2 separate regions of the Mus musculus genome follow, and region 2 is linked to region 1. A link is a loop called in an ENCODE intact Hi-C map of the cell type or tissue named here. Cell type or tissue: gastrocnemius. All regions are shown on one strand.

What was found. A loop is a pair of places that touch in the nucleus more often than their neighbours do. Peaks named below come from ENCODE experiments on the same cell type or tissue, not always from the same donor. Only the 100,000 strongest peaks of a DNase experiment are listed, where the experiment ranks them.
Region 2: a loop joins it to region 1, with 4 times the contacts of the local background. A loop is called at or near these places in 6 of 42 quality-filtered maps.

Annotation. Positions count from the first base shown.
Region 1 is chr12:37,010,485-37,018,484 of GRCm38, forward strand. No RefSeq gene overlaps it. Among named protein-coding and RNA genes, the nearest start is that of Gm29007, 92 kb to the right of the region's middle. In gastrocnemius, no CTCF peak of the experiment used is centred here; DNase peaks (open chromatin) are centred at 4,646 and 5,465; H3K4me3 peaks cover 701 bases; H3K27ac peaks cover 5,137 bases.
Region 2 is chr12:37,104,196-37,112,195 of GRCm38, forward strand. It overlaps Meox2 (mesenchyme homeobox 2), which reads left to right and starts at 4,345. Exons shown (of 3, transcript NM_008584.4): 1 at 4,345-5,149. The coding sequence starts at 4,636. Gm29007 (predicted gene 29007) reads right to left here and starts at 2,557. Exons shown (of 2, transcript NR_166884.1): 1 at 2,518-2,557. In gastrocnemius, a CTCF peak has its summit at 7,012; DNase peaks (open chromatin) are centred at 4,205, 4,513, 4,893 and 5,403; H3K4me3 peaks cover 8,000 bases; H3K27ac peaks cover 7,758 bases.

The sequences.
Region 1 (8,000 bases):
AAACTCAGAGGTAGGTCAGAACATCTTTAAGAAGGAGAATTTTGGCAAATGACTAGATACGGTTCCAGATGGAGTAGTTAGTGGGTGAAGAACAGTAGAATAACAGATTGTGAAAAATGGAAATTCAGTTCAGCAATTAACTGTATAATGTCAGACTAGGTAAAATGAAGATGTGCTAAAGGCTTTATATCTATAGTGAGAGATGCAGGAGCTGAAAGAAACGTGTCTCAATTCCTGCAGTAGTCCTCTAAGTACCCATAGGGCCTTGCTGAAGTTCCCTAAATGCTATGGTTACCATCAAACTGTCTATAATTTAAAGGTCAGCTATCAAGCCCGTCTCTTCAAATATCAGTTTGGCATATACCATTGAAGAGCAAGAAATGAAATTCAGAGGAATGGTAAAGCATTTTCCTTTTTTCTTACTTTCACATTATTGACTTCCTTCTAGTTTCCGCTTTTTAGAGAAATCCAAAGGAACACAGTCATTTGATACATTCCAAGTTCCCTTAGGGACAGTGAGTTGACGGGATGTTTTAAGAGAAGAGGACAAAGAGAACAGGGGGAGGAGGAAGAGGAGAAAGAGGAGGAAAGGGAGGTATGTCAGAATGATTTCTTGCATTCATGTCTCTTGCTGTTGTTTTCTTGAGATAGCGTTTTACTCTGTAGCCCAGGTTTCCCTAGTTTGATATTCCTGCCCCAATCTCATCTCACTGAGATCACAGTCCTGAATCAACATAAGAGGCTTAGGAGTAGTTTTATTTTCCTGATAGAGGAGGTCTTATATATCCTTTCTAAAAATTAAAACTCTAATGACAAGTTATGGTATATACACATGACAAGATATAAAAAGAGAGTAAATATAACATGCCAGGATCATAATACATATTTGAATTATTTTTTACATTCCATGAAAGAAAAGAAACAATTTTGAACAAATATTTAATTGCAATACATTTGTAAATGTAAGCAAGTGTCTTCAATTTCCTGTCAGGACTGACAAAACAAGAGGTCTACAAAGGTCATGATTGGCAAGGGATCATTTATAACCTAGTATCTATTCTAGTGAACTACAAATTAAAAGACTTTTTTTTTTTGTAAAAGCATAAAACAGATACAATAAGACTGATTGCAGCATTGAGATACCACAGGACTTAAAGAAGACTTACTGTGTATGATGGAGCAAGGCACATGATTGTTAACACAGCAATCTGTTGAGATATTTAATCATAAACACCAATGGAAGAGCTGCCAGCTGCACTCTACCTTATTTTCTTGCTTTAGCTGGGTAAGAGGAAGCAAAGGTATTTGGATAATATCCTGAGTTGACAGTCAACCCTCAAAAAGAGATGATGTCACAGCATCTAAAAACACATTATAATTATATGTTATCGAGTCATGCTTGTTCCTCAACAACCTCATACTCCTGCAGTTAAGAGCAGTCCTGATAAAACATGAACAGGTGTCTTCGGATGCTATGAATGGAGGACAATGGATCATTAAATATAGAAGAAATTCAAATCATAAGTTATGTCAGAAGTTGCCCTCAATGACAACTGTTATCTTGAGTATGAATTCCTACACAAATAATGAGATGAGTGAAGCAGTAAGTATGAAATGAAATATGGTAAAATGCAGAACTCTTGTGAGAATGACAGACACATGCCTCTGGAGAGACAAGAGCGCTGTATGAAATAACACAGATTTTTCAGGCATCTTATTCATAGTAGACTCGAATAAAAGAACCAATATGTACCAAGGAAGTAGAATTGCATGTTTTACTTCATTTGTTTATTTTTTATATTTTTGGAGACAGTCTTAGAGATAGCATTGTACTCAAGGCTTAGCCCAGACTGGCTTTGAACTCATGACCACGTTCTTGCTGCAGCAGGAGATTAATCAGCATGCGCGACTATGCCCAGCTACAGTTTGAGGGAGATGAAGTTGCTTTGTGTGTTCCACTTCTCAATACTGAGGCACACATAAAAAAGCAAGGGCTACAGGAGCAAAACTTTAGATTCACAGCACGTGGCCCCATTGTTTCTTTGGTGGTGGTGAGGCACAGCATTTTGGCAGAAAGGGAGTGAGAAACAAAAGTTTCTTTTCATTGTGGTGGAAAACACAGAGCCAGTGAGAGGGAGGGGCCAGGTCAAAACATCATTCAAAGATGTCTGAGATCTGCTGCCTCCAACAAACTCTTATCTGTCACATTTCCTTACCTTCTAACAGTCGGCTCAGATTCCAAGTTGATCAATGAATTGCTCCATTGATGAAGGCAAACCTTCTATGATTCAGTCCATTTCCCCATTTCTGAGCACTGTTTGCAGTGGGGACCTTCAATACATGAGCATTTAGTAGAAAAGCACCTTCTATCAAAACCTGCCTCTGTTATTGCTAGACTTTATATAATAATTTAAGTAAAGATCAATGTAAGAAACATAAAATTTTATTATCACATGTGAAATAGAAGGCTATCCTCAGAATAACTTTAGGAAAATTCGGGGGAAATTATTAGGAACACAATAAACAGAATGTATTAAACATGATTACAGGAAGAATCCCATACATATTTTTACTCAAAATTAAACTATGTAAATTAGAATCTATCAGAAATTTCTTATTGACATTTCAAGTCTCTCGATGTTTGTGCTCTTAGGTTCCAGAATTTTTGATGCCCTTTTAACTGCTTCTAGCTCTTTGTTTAACTTTCAATTGTATACAGATTTCATTTCCTGACTTTATTTGCCTATCTGTATGTCACGTTTTATTTCTCATTGAAGGTTCTTTTTTTTTTTTTTTTTAGATTACTTTGAATTCTTCTTCAGGAAGTTTGTATGTCCCCATTTATTTAGGTTAAACTTTTTGAAATTCATTTGTTCTATTTGTGGTGTTGTCTTTGCCTGATTTAAGATCCCTGTGACCTTGCAGTGGTGCTCCTGAACTTCCAGTACACACATCTCCCTTTGTATATTTTTGGCAGGGAAAGCTCAGCACACCTAAGCCTACCCAGAAGTTGCTGCTGGATTCCTTAGATGGCTATTCTGATGCCATGTCAGAGAATGTGTGGGATAGAACTTGATGTCACAGAGGAGAACACGCTGACTCTGCATGGAAGACCAGATCTGGGTCCACACGGATGAGCTTAAATCTTCACTGGGTGATCTTGGTGCTGGAGCCTGAAGGCTAATCCGGATCCTTAGATGGCTATTCTGATGCTATTCGGTGCATCTTCTCTCACAGAGGTTAGACTACGCAGTCTTTTGCTGTATATGTGTCGGGGACCTCATATCAGCTGGTGTATGCTGCCTGGTTGGTGGTTCAGTGTCTGAGAGATCTCTCGGGGGTCCAGGTTAATTGAGATTGCAGGTCTTCCCATGGGGCCGCTCTCCTCCTCAGTTTCTTTAACCATTTCCCCAATTCAAACACAGAGGTCCCCAGTTTCTGTCCATTGGTTGCATGCTAGTATCTGACACATCTAATTTAAAGTGAAAAAGACCTAGATTTGATCCAACAACATTTTATATATTCAAGATATATAAGCTTTACTATAATAGGAAATTCAGCTGTTGACTTTCTTGTGATCTTGTTAGAGATCTATATATTGATAGGATTTTGAAACCTAACAGTTAAGTGTTATAAAAAAGAGGAGAATGAGAAAGGTCTAGCAAACTTCTAACATTTAACATTCAATTGGGCAGATCTATTACTTGTTCCCAGTTGCTCTAATGAAGGGAACAGTACCATGGGTTAGCAAAACACACATATTTAAATAACTAAGTAATATTTTTTTTGATATCTGGAATCTTGTGATAAAATGACAAGATTGTACCTCTTCAGGTCTTTCAGTGAATGCGCATCGACGGAGTGTTACTCTCAAGTTAGCTTCATAGCTGAAATAATTTCTGACATGTGCAAACTGAGATTAGCTCTGCCTTCTCCCCCAATTTGAACATAATAATTAGAAAGGCACATGTACTAGCTTCCAGTTTATACAAGTTCATTTAGTGAAATCCCTTGAGCTCCTCCAATGAGAAAACAAGTTTTTGAGTTAATATCCTTCAATTGTTAAAAACTTGCGTCACTGCGAGAGCACAGTGAGGCGTGAAGGTCCCAGCACACTGGCAGCTGATTGTAAGGGGATGTGATTGTTCCACATTTAGACTGGAAAGGGTTAGGAACTCCACTTCCCAAAGTGCTTAATGAATGAAAGGAAAATTGGACCCCTGAGCCAGAGTCAATGACCTAAGAGAGTGAAAATGTTCACAGGTTAACAAGGGCTGTGGTTCCTTGCCGTGATTCTCAGCAGAGGAGGATGGCAAAGGGGCCAATCATATTCTGCCACTATATCCAAAAACCCATTTTCTGCCTAAAGACAATGCCTTAGTGGAGTACTGGAAGCCCCTGGTACTGATGGTCTTAAACTCCATGGCTGCTCCCTTGTGCTACTGATTCATTGATTTAAATGTATACTCTGCTTTAATAGTCCAATCTGATTTTTTTTTTTTTTACTTTTTAGTTTTCTTTTATTCTTTAATCCTTTTTTACAGTCCAGACATCATCCCTCTCCCAGTCTGCGCGCCCCCTGCGACTGCTCCCCATCCCATACCTCCTCCCCTGTCTCCAAGAGATTGGCACCAACCCAATCCCACCCACCACACCTCCCTACTCCTTGGGGTCTCAAGTCTCTTGAGGGTTCGGTGCATCTTCTCTCACAGAGGTTAGACTACGCAGTCTTTTGCTGTATATGTGTCGGGGACCTCATATCAGCTGGTGTATGCTGCCTGGTTGGTGGTTCAGTGTCTGTGAGATCTCTCGGGGGTCCAGGTTAATTGAGATTGCAGGTCTTCCCATGAGGCCACTCTCCTCCTTAGCTTCTTTAACCATTTCCCCAATTCAAACACAGAGGTCCCCAGTTTCTGTCCATTGGTTGGATGCTAGTATCTGACACATATAATTTAAAATGAAAAAAAATAGATTATTATTCAATAACATTTTACATATTCAAGATATATAAGCTTTACTACAATAGGAAATTCAGCAGCTGACTTTCTTGCGATCTTGTTAGAGATGCATGAAGTGCAAGTGGTTATGGCTAGTTTCTCCCCCACTTCAACCTTTTTTTTTTTAAGTATGTGTTTCACTTGAATTGGAGGGAGTTTACATAGCCAACTCTGGCCACCACCCTGATGCCTGATGATGTTTACAGATATAAAATGTCCGATTGGCTGTTATGAGTCATTCTTAGTGAGGAATCTTATCTTAGCACCTGTTTTATCTTTAACATCCTTTTCAACTTCTTGTAGAAGGAAAACAATAGCCAAGAAGGAAAAAAAAATTGGGACCACTCCAGTTTTGAAACACCTGCCTTAGAGATAAAGACTGTAATTTTAGGCACTTGTAATGCCTTTGCTTTGGACTGGAATTTGTTCTTTCTGCATGCTGTGAGCATCTGCTCTCTTTCTCAAGCACGTGCTTGGCCAGGGTCTGACTTCAGTCTAGTGAATTATAAGATCATCTCTGTTACCATGGAAAACTCTGTGGATCAGAAAGTCTCTGAAGATCTGGCTTCACAGTAAATGCCTTTTATGAGTTCAAGAAACATGACACCATTAGCAGTAGGGAATCAGTCACTAATCCTTCATGACATAATTCCAGTGTGATGCTGATAATCTCTGACTTACAGAGACTATTCCAGGTTTACACGGCCACTGTGAACCAAAAAATTCATTTTATTTTTATTTTATGTCTTTAATTACAGGCAGGAACTACGCAGCTGGGAGCCAGAAGCACTAGGTTTGCTTGAACTACTAAGTAAATTCAGTTAACTGAATGAAAAATATTTATTCCACCTCATTTTATTTTTCTCTTGAGATGGAGACATATCCCACATTGATTCTTGCAATGAAGTCATTCGAAGTGTGTAGATTTGTTTTAATAATATGTTAATTCACTACCCAACCATCAATAGTTCCTGAGTATTCATGTAATTCTTGTTATTATGCTGATTAATTATATTGGGTTTATTTTAATTACCTTAAATACTCCAAGATGAGATAGCCTACTCTGGGACAGCCAGCACCAGGAATTATCTAGAAGAATAATTATCTAGAAAAGTACTTGTCTAAAATTTACCACAGTCAGAGATTTCACAGAAACAATGAACTTACTTTGATGGTTCTTAAAAAACAAATCACTTTGGAAAAAGGTAAATTAAAAAAAAAAAATTAAGAATCCCTAGTAGGCTCACTGTGTGCTCTGGAAAAAGGTAAATAAAAAAAAATATTTAAGAATTCCTGACAGGTTCGTTGTGTTCTTTGTTCTGTAGCACAGCAGTGATATTGTTTGATGAGAATGAGTGACAGACAGAGAGACAAAAATGTTCCTATACTATCAGGATGTGGCCTTTAGCAATCAGTTGTAAGGTTACTTGGTTCAGTAGACTTGGTAGATTAATGTAGGGAGTGTGGCAGAGTAGCTATATCATATCCATACACATTTATTTTAAGTTACTTGGAAATTCTTGCAGGAACACTGAAGATTTAGTTCACAACACCCAGACTTCTGCTAATTATTTTCAGTAGTGTTTATATGTATGTATGTAAGTATAATTATTTTAAATTTAATTTTTGGGATTCTATTCATAATGGACATGTGACAAGTGTTACTATGTATGAAAATCTTTTTAAAGCTCTCTATTAATTTCAAAGGTGTTTGAGACAATATGTGATTTTTTTCTTTAAAAAAATGAAATCTGCATGGTCATAACATCTGAAGGTCGAATGTAAACATTTTATATTTTTCTTTTTCAATTGATATCAACCATGTCTTGAGATGCTCTACTTCATCCTGGATGCCTGGGATCCATGCAGGCATCACCAAGTGCTCTCCTTTAAGGAGGGACACATTTCTTGTTCCTTGTTTAAGTTTGTTATATTTAGATGGTTCAGTTTGTAGATTAATTTTATCATATCATCAAAAGTTCTGTTTGTTACTATTTTTTTGTGTTCACATAAAAGTTGTTCAGTTTACTAAATGCTTTCCAGTAACTATCACAACGCTCATGCAGTTTTTATGTTTTAACCTTTCAATATGGTACACAAGTGGGTACACAATATGTGGGTACACAATATGGTACACAAGTGGGTGGTTTTCATGAAAACTGATCCTGTCACCCAGGATAAATGCCACTGGTTAAGCTGCATAACTGCTTTTACTGTTCGGAATTCTGTTGGTTTTACTGCTTTGGGATGCCTTTATTTGTTTGTTCTGCTTTGCTCTTGTGAGAAAGCCTCACCGTGTGGCTATGTCTGGTCTAGAACTTGTGTGGACCTTGGGAGCCTCAAACTTTCATCCGTCTTCCCTCTTCAGCCTCCTGAGCACTAGGAACCCATTATGTTATCAGGGATTCTGTTACCCCTGCTTTTGAAGGGTGGTAGCTTTAGGCATTCTTATATCTTTGACATTTTTGAATGTATCCCTAATTGATAATTTTAGTATTCAGTGCTCTCACTGATTTAGTTAAGCAGTTATTAATATGGTTTATTATTTTAAAATTAATTTCGAGATTTGCTGATTTCTCTACTGATTTCCATCTCGGACAGCGTTTATTTACACGCTAGTAGTTTTACTTTCTTACTTATGGACATAGAGTGAATTTGATTTTTTAAAAATTCTCATTACTAGGAATATACTAGGGATTATTTTTAGATTAGTTTCTTTTCTAATGTAGGATTTTACAGGTATTAATTTACCAGTAATTGCTCCTTTTCATAACCTTTACAACAGCACCTGTAATTCTATTTTAATTCATCTCAAAGTATTTCATGTTGGGATTTCCTCTTTCAACTTAAGGTGGTTGAGTGTTTTCACAGCCTCACTTTTATGAATTTCAAAAGAAAAAGTTCTCTTAGTGGTGCACTTTTATTCACATATGTGATTGTATTCCTAGAACTTTCTAAAAATGTTTTTGTTCTTACTAAGGAATTTGATCAACTAGGCTGGTG
Region 2 (8,000 bases), 94 kb after region 1:
TTTTATTTTCCTTATTATAACTTTACTGTTAGGCAAACCTGGTTTTAAAACATATATACAAAAGACATTCCAATTTGAAGCTTTGTGAAATCTAAGATGCTTTTGAGATCTTCCCAAGTTTAAAGCTCTCCAGAAATTAAGGCACAAAGTCCTGTAAATTTCATGAAATATTTAAGGGTGGAAAGTGATTGGAATCATGGCCGAGACTAATAAAATGTGATTTGAATTTATAACAAAATCTTTTACGTTTAACTTTATTAATCAAGCTCTCTTTCAAAATACTACTTTTTCAAATATACATATATATATTTGTGTGTGTGTATATATATATATATATATATATGGAAATATATTTCAAATATATGCCTCGAATATGTATGCATATTTTAAATACACCATAATTATATACATATATTTTACGCATATATGTGTATATATGTCTCATGGCCTTAGGCAGAGCTATAGTTTTTTAATCATAATTTAGTAATAATTTACAATAATTGTTATTATTATAAAACGTCAGTTAGAAAAACAGAAAAACTCTAAAATTTTTAAATGTCTAGATAAAGCACAGATATAGTACATTTGTGCCTTAAATTTTGTAATTCCTAATACCAGAGAAAGATAATTCCTCATTTAATTGAAATGGATTATGTAATAAATCATTTAAGCTGCCACTAACTGCTTAGAATATTATGTTTTTTAAAACCTTAATTTCAAAGAAATAAGCTGGAGGACATAATTGTGCTCTTTGAGGGGATGCAGCAGCCATGGCTTTTCTATGAGAAGTAAGTGTCTGAGGCAATCCTTATGTTCAATTAATCATTTAAGCCTCAGCTAGTATATGTACCATGCACAACAAGAAGAAAAACATCTGGGATTTAATGTTAATTCTCGTCATCCCTCAAACAACTTTTAAGTCACCATGAATCTAAATAAAATGAAATAAGTTCAATCTCGTTTTAATTAAAAGATTCTATCTTTTTAAATAAAATATGGCTTTCTGGTTGGCTTTTATGCCATTTGGTCAAACGGAGCCATAGACATACTTAGCATTGAAGCTTCTAATGATTGTTTAAATAGTTATGGTTAAGTAACTCCACAAGAGCTAAACATTTCCTATACTCTGTGATACATGCCTTGATTTTATACTTTATATTTGATTTTTATGTTGACATAACATTTTTTCAAGAATTTTGAAATATATGTTTATGAAGACTAAACATTATAGCTCAAATGACATAGATACTTTGGTTGTCCGAATTTCTACAATTCATCTTGTTACTGAAAAGTCATATTAATCATTGGATTAATTAAAATGCAAATATTAAATCAGCTACTGATGAAAGCATTGTGTATTTTTTTTTCTGTTGTTGCTACACTAACACTTGAAAAACAAAACATCCTAAGTAAAACTAAAAATTATCTATCATTACAAATGCTCTAAGAACATGAAGTTTTTGAAAGTTGTGCAATAGTTAATAGTATTTAAACATTATGAAACTTTGATAGCCATGCTTAATTTTGAAAGCAGCGAGTCTTGACTTCTTTTGCTTTTTAGCACCCTTTTCCTTTTCCATGACATTTTGCTTGTATTATACTTTATATTAGAAATCTGAATTTCATTGGCCTTGGGAATACTTAATGTTCTGTGCCTTCAAGTTAAAAGACCTTTCCTGAAAGTGTCCTGCAATTGCATGACTTTGGAAGCTGTTCTGTCCTTTTCTAACTTGTTTTTCCTCTTCTTTCCCAGATTACTGGCCTCATATTTCCAGAGGAAAACTGACTGAGGCAGGTTGTAGAGGAATTTCTGGACATACTGTTAACATCTGTGTGATGTAGTGAACGAGGGAGGAAAACCAGCCCAGCCACTGGGCAGACTCACCAAACGCCAGCCTCTATGGAGATCAAACTTTATTCTTGCTAGTTACTCTCACCTACAACATCCTAGTTACATGCAACTCTTTGTTCACTAATAGTTTAGCTGTAGTTTATAGAACACACACTGGAAAGACTTGGGTGGATTTTGTTAAACACTACAGATGAAGTATGTTTTTGTCAGTCCTATCTGACACTCCCTACCATGCTTTCAGTCGAGGGATCTTACACTATGCAAATATTTTATTATGTTTATTAGAGGAATTGATCAAATTTCAGTTTGAATAAAATATGAATGCTTTCAGAACCCAGGGTCCATTGAGATGCTAAGGGAGCACAGGCAGGGAATTTATCATTGCACTTTATACTTCTATGTTTAATATCAGAGCGCATATTGAAACCATAAAAAGCAGAAAAATCAAAATATATTCCGATCTTATATGAGGGATATGTTTCCCACTCTCTTTTGTAATTCTTAAAAAGCCAAGGTTGTGGGTAGTGGCAGAAGAAGTAGTCTTAAGCTTTAAGTCCGGGAAGCCATCCTGCCTGTACCTAAAGCTCCTAGCAGTCACGTACCCCAAGAATGATCAGCGCCCCTTTTCAGGATAAGATTCCCAAATTACAAGCAAAGAACCTTACCGTCAAAGCCTTGCTGCAGGTTCCAGCTCAGCCTCAGACTGAAACGTTGAGCGGCTGGTGAACAAAAGTTTTAGGTTCTTTTTTTTTTTTTTTCCCCTAACGAAGTCTGCAAAACTAATTTCCCTCAAAATAGGGCTCAATTTCCGTTAAAGAAAGCAGTGCTTACAAATCTTGGAATTCCTGATCAACCCCCACTCCACCCCATCTCTAAGTTGTGCAAAACAATTCGACTTTTCACACGGATGTTAAAGTTTGTTTGGAAGTTCCTTTTCTGGAGAACCTCTTAAAATAAAGGGTAACAGACTGAAGATGGCAGAAGGAGCGGCAGAGAGAAGGGTTCTGCCTTGGGGACATTCCTCCAAAATTCATCAATACCTTTTCCTAATTTAAACCAGATGTCTAGTTCAGGTTGCTGTACTCATTAATCCCATTAGCAATTTCAAAGACTTGGCCATCATCTTCTGGTCACCCAGACAATAAACATATGGCAGTTAACCATAGTGGCACACTCCAAGTCCTGAACACCCTAGGCTACTGCAGACATCCCCTTGGCAGACACTTCCTAGATAGGAACAGGCTTTCCTGCAGCCCACTCTCCCAAGCTTGTTGTGGGTTAAGGACAGGACTTCCAGTAGATTCTGTGGCCGCCCAAGCTAATTGCTGTGTCAACCCCAGCCCCTGCTCTCACAAATTCACTGGTGGCAAGGTGTGCAGTTAGTTCATTTCCAGGAGCACAGGCTGTAAACCTGGGGGAAATGAACCATGATAGCAGGGTCCACGCTGAGGGAATGTTAAGTTTGCTATCTGCTTAAAACAGAAAGGTGGTGAGGAATGGAATGTATGCAAGGAGCATTAGCTCTGTGAGCTAAAGAGAGATTTCATTTCTCAAAGGATGGGAGCGGGCTGTGAATTGGCTCCTGCAGGGTTAAGCTAGCTAGGAAGGGTGAAGCTGGGAGCAAGTTAGACTTGCTCATTTGACATTTTTTCGGGTTATTCTTGACCCCCCCCCTCCCAATTTCCTCGGTGAGCAAATGGTGAGAAAATTTCGCGAACTGGACTGGTAAAGAGAAGTAGGGGTGGGAAGAGGGTCAGAAAAAGAAGGAAGGGGGACACCACTTGGAGCAACACTTGTGTGTCGCCAAGGCGCCAGAGCCTACATCCACCTCTGTGTCGCGCACACCCCATTGTATATCTGTCCTTTCTGCACTCAGAGTAGCACTGTGCTAGCCTTGGTGCACAGCTCTACAACCTCCGCCCTGGCTCTAGGTTTTCTAACAATCTATTCTCAGATACCTAAAAGAGAATAAACCTAATGTGTTTACGCTGGAACCGTGAGTGGCCTCTGAGTTTGAAAAGCTCGACAGACTAGGCTCTTCTTCTCTTGAAAGTTCTCTTGAAAGTTCTCTGTGGTCTGCAAAGTCAGGGAGTAGTCAGGGAGCTCCTGCAGGTGACCCCAACCCCCACCAAGGCTGAGAGATCTAGGTTCCAAGAGCAGTGAGCTACTCAGAGACACTGTGTGCTGGCTTAGGGAAGCTGAGTGCCTCTGCGTCTGGCCATGGGAACCTATGGGACAGATTGCGGTGGCCCGGAGCGACTGAGGCTCTGGGAGCACCACTAGCTGTGGTGGAAGCTCCCAGGGCCCGACGGGCGGGCGTTGGGCAGCGGCTCCTGTCCTGCCAGCAATGGGAACTGGAAATGAGAGAGCACGGTGGCGCTGACTGAGCGGGAGTTTTGGAGGGAGTTTGCATGTGGTCAGCGCTGGGCTCCTAAGCCAGCCCCCAGCTCACATTACACTCTATTTATAACCTCTCAGAGCCATTTCCCCCTGAAAGCAGTTCTCTGGGACCACCTTCTTTTGGCTTCCACCTCTCCCACACTTGACATCTGAGCAGCTGCGAAGGAAGCTCCTCCAGGTCCTAGTGTTTATACGTGCAGGAGACTGGCCGCTAAGGCTCAGGACTGGGATTAGCCGGCTCTGCTCAAATGCAAACGCGCGCGGCTTTTACTTTTGGAGTGAGTGGGGGAAAGTCTTAGGATTTCCAGTGAAAAGTGACAGCGCTTGGTGGACATTCGGACCGTCCGTGAAGTCTTCTGCTTGGAAGCCGAAACTTGCATGCCATGGAACACCCCCTCTTTGGCTGCCTGCGCAGCCCCCACGCCACAGCGCAAGGCTTGCACCCCTTCTCCCAGTCTTCTCTGGCCCTCCATGGAAGATCTGACCACATGTCCTACCCCGAACTCTCCACATCTTCCTCGTCTTGCATAATCGCGGGATACCCCAACGAGGAGGGCATGTTTGCCAGCCAGCATCACAGGGGGCACCACCACCACCACCACCATCACCATCACCACCACCAGCAGCAGCAGCACCAGGCTCTGCAAAGCAACTGGCACCTCCCGCAGATGTCCTCTCCACCAAGCGCGGCCCGGCACAGCCTGTGCCTGCAGCCTGATTCGGGAGGGCCCCCGGAGCTGGGAAGCAGCCCTCCGGTCCTGTGTTCCAACTCATCTAGCCTGGGCTCCAGCACCCCTACCGGGGCCGCGTGCGCACCAGGGGATTATGGCCGTCAAGCGCTGTCACCCGCAGACGTAGAGAAGAGAAGTGGCAGCAAAAGGAAAAGCGACAGCTCAGGTGAGTGCGGGCAAAGCAACCCTGGGGAGAGTGCGCTCTGGGCTAGGAAGATGCGGGGAGGTGTGGGATGTTTCTCATAGAAAGACAAACTGTGAAGCTGCTAGCCTTTCCTCGCTCTGGTGGGCGAGTTCATCCATGGAGCGTCCGTCCTGTAATTCAGGAGCACGTGTTTCACTGAAGTTAATATATCTACATCCAGCCGTTCAAAGCCCTCCAAGATCGCAAATCAGTTTTCCAGAAGTGGTGAAGAAAGAGCAAGTGACACTATGCAAAATCGGTTAAGGGAGCGTGGCGGGTCCCTCCACGGGTTGGGAGGGGTGTGCCCATTGGGATGCTGCATCCGCTGGGCATGCATGCCTGCGTGCGTGTGTGCGTGCATGCGGGTTTCCTTGACTTTTCCCTTCCAATTCCCAACTCTGAACAACTCGACTTTTCCTATCCTTAACTGGGTTTCCAAATTATTGCGCAATGCCTTGAACTTTAACTGGATTTGACCAAATACGAGAAAAAGAAAAGGAAAGAAAAGAAAAGAAAAGAAAAGAAAAGAAGAGGAGGAAAAGAAAAAAGGAAGAAAACGGAAAAGGAAAGAAAAAGATAAGGAAAAATTAAAGAAAGAAAAAGAACAGAAACCTAAAACTTTTTTTTTAATATTTTTGCTTTCAGAGTTCCTTAAATAGCACCTTTCTTAAAATGATATTTAAAAAACAAACAACCCCTCCCCAAACATTCTATTTATTTGGCGAAAAAGTAATTATCTAGTAATCTAGAAGTGTTTAAGGAATACCTCTGAAAACTTTGAATAAAGAGTATTCTTATAGTAATTACACTCATATGGTGCTAACCTGGTTTGGGGGGGGGGGGGGGACGGGGACGGGAAACAAGCAAAAAGTCCAAATCAACCAACCAACCAAAACAAAATGTTTGAACTTCGACTGTGGAAAATAAAAGCCTTCATCAATTGAGTAGTGCTTTGAGATGCAGTGGAGAAAGTGGACAGATAACAGTCCTGACAGTGCTGGAAGAAGATGCAGGGAAGGTGTGGGTAACTTGAGCAGTCCTACAAAAGGGGAGCCTCCCAGAAGAATTCAGGGGCCTGGAAGTCCAATAGCCAGTGCATCCTGACAGCACAGAGAAACTAAAAATTTCCAGGAAACACAACAAAGCCCTTAAATACATTCCTCATTGTAAATGTTCTCTCTCTCTCTCTCTCTCTCTCTCTCTCTCTCTCTCTCTCTCTCTCTCTCTCCTTCCTTCCTTCCTTCCTTCCTTCTTTCCTTTCTTTCTTTCCTTCTTTTTTTCTTTATTGAATCTTCTATGTAGTTACAAGGCAACCTGGATACAGATTTAGAAAGACGTCACTTAACTAGTAAAATGTTTACATATATTACGTTTTCTGTGCTAGTGTCTCGAGAGAACATATAATTCTAGGCAATAGTTTGAAGAATTGAAAAATAATAGCATTTTAAACATTTTAGGCAAGGTGTTCTGCAGTGTAGGGCAGTAAGGGCTGTGTATTTTGTAATGTGTTGAAAGATGATAGAAATTTTTCTTGACCTCGGTGTGGGGTGACTCCTTGCTTCCCAGCCTCACTATTGAACCTGTAATTTTTCAGGTCCTGGGTGAACGATTAATGATGCTTCATCATGATTAGTTATGTCTAAGAACTCGGTCATCGCTGTTATTCTGTTTACTGGTTATCTCTAACTGTATGTGAAATCCTAAGATACCAAAAAGGTTCCTAAGAAGGCATCAGAACGCACTGGGTTTCCCCAGATTGGGCATTTATGAGCAGAAATGCATGGATTGCTTTGGCAGGTTGCTATCTACTTCAGGGAGGACCAGAAGCTCGGATTCCGTGTTTTCTTTCCGCAAGGGGGAAACTGCGCTGCTTCTTAGCTGAACCAATGCCCTAAAGATTATTTGCGCACACGAAGGAATTTTTTTTTTTTTTCAGGCACAAGTTATTTTTGGTTGGGGAAACAGGGAGAGTGAGACTAAAAACTGACTTCCTTAGTTTATTTTAACAAAAATGGTTTTAATATTGACTAACACTGGTTTCCATCACTTTTATCAGGGGCAAATAAGCACATAGCAAAGAGAGGCTTGTTTTTGTGTTGTGAAACTCATTTAAACACCAAAACAAGCAACGAGAATAAACATTTGTGCCAACTCCGTATTACAAGGACGGGAAATACAATCTTTAGGAAGGCTAATGTTACTGGGCTTGACTTAGAACGAATGTACCCATTGATAGAATATCAAAGTCAAGCATCAATTTTCTTGGTACACTATTGAAAATAAAATCAATGTCAGGCTCTGAGTTAATAACGGTTCGATCACAGGTATGCTTAACTCCAAGCCATTCTTTCTCCTATTTTAATTTATACAACGAACATTCAATTTAAGGTCAAATCATTTCAAAGTATTGTGAAAATATTTTGACTTACCAGACAGCAAATTAACAGAAAATATTTATAATTCTGTTCTGTTATCAATTCTTACTTGGCACAGTTTGCCTATTGTATCCCTTCATAATTAATTAATGTTTAATAAGTTATATTGAACAATCTGAGACTTAGGACTATATAAAATGAAAACGAAATCATGCATGGTAGCAACAATTTATTTATTTAGGCATTTTATAATCGCTGTATATGTATAGTTGGCTGTATATGTATAGTATAGACAGTACTTTAATCTATGGCAATGTTGGAACCAAGTCTACTACCAGTGCATATGTGATAAATGAGTTAATTTATAATAAGTACCAGGAAATGGTGTTAAAGAACCAAACCACGTATAAACCTTACATTTTAATCCATAGTAATAATGCAACAATTTCAATATAAAA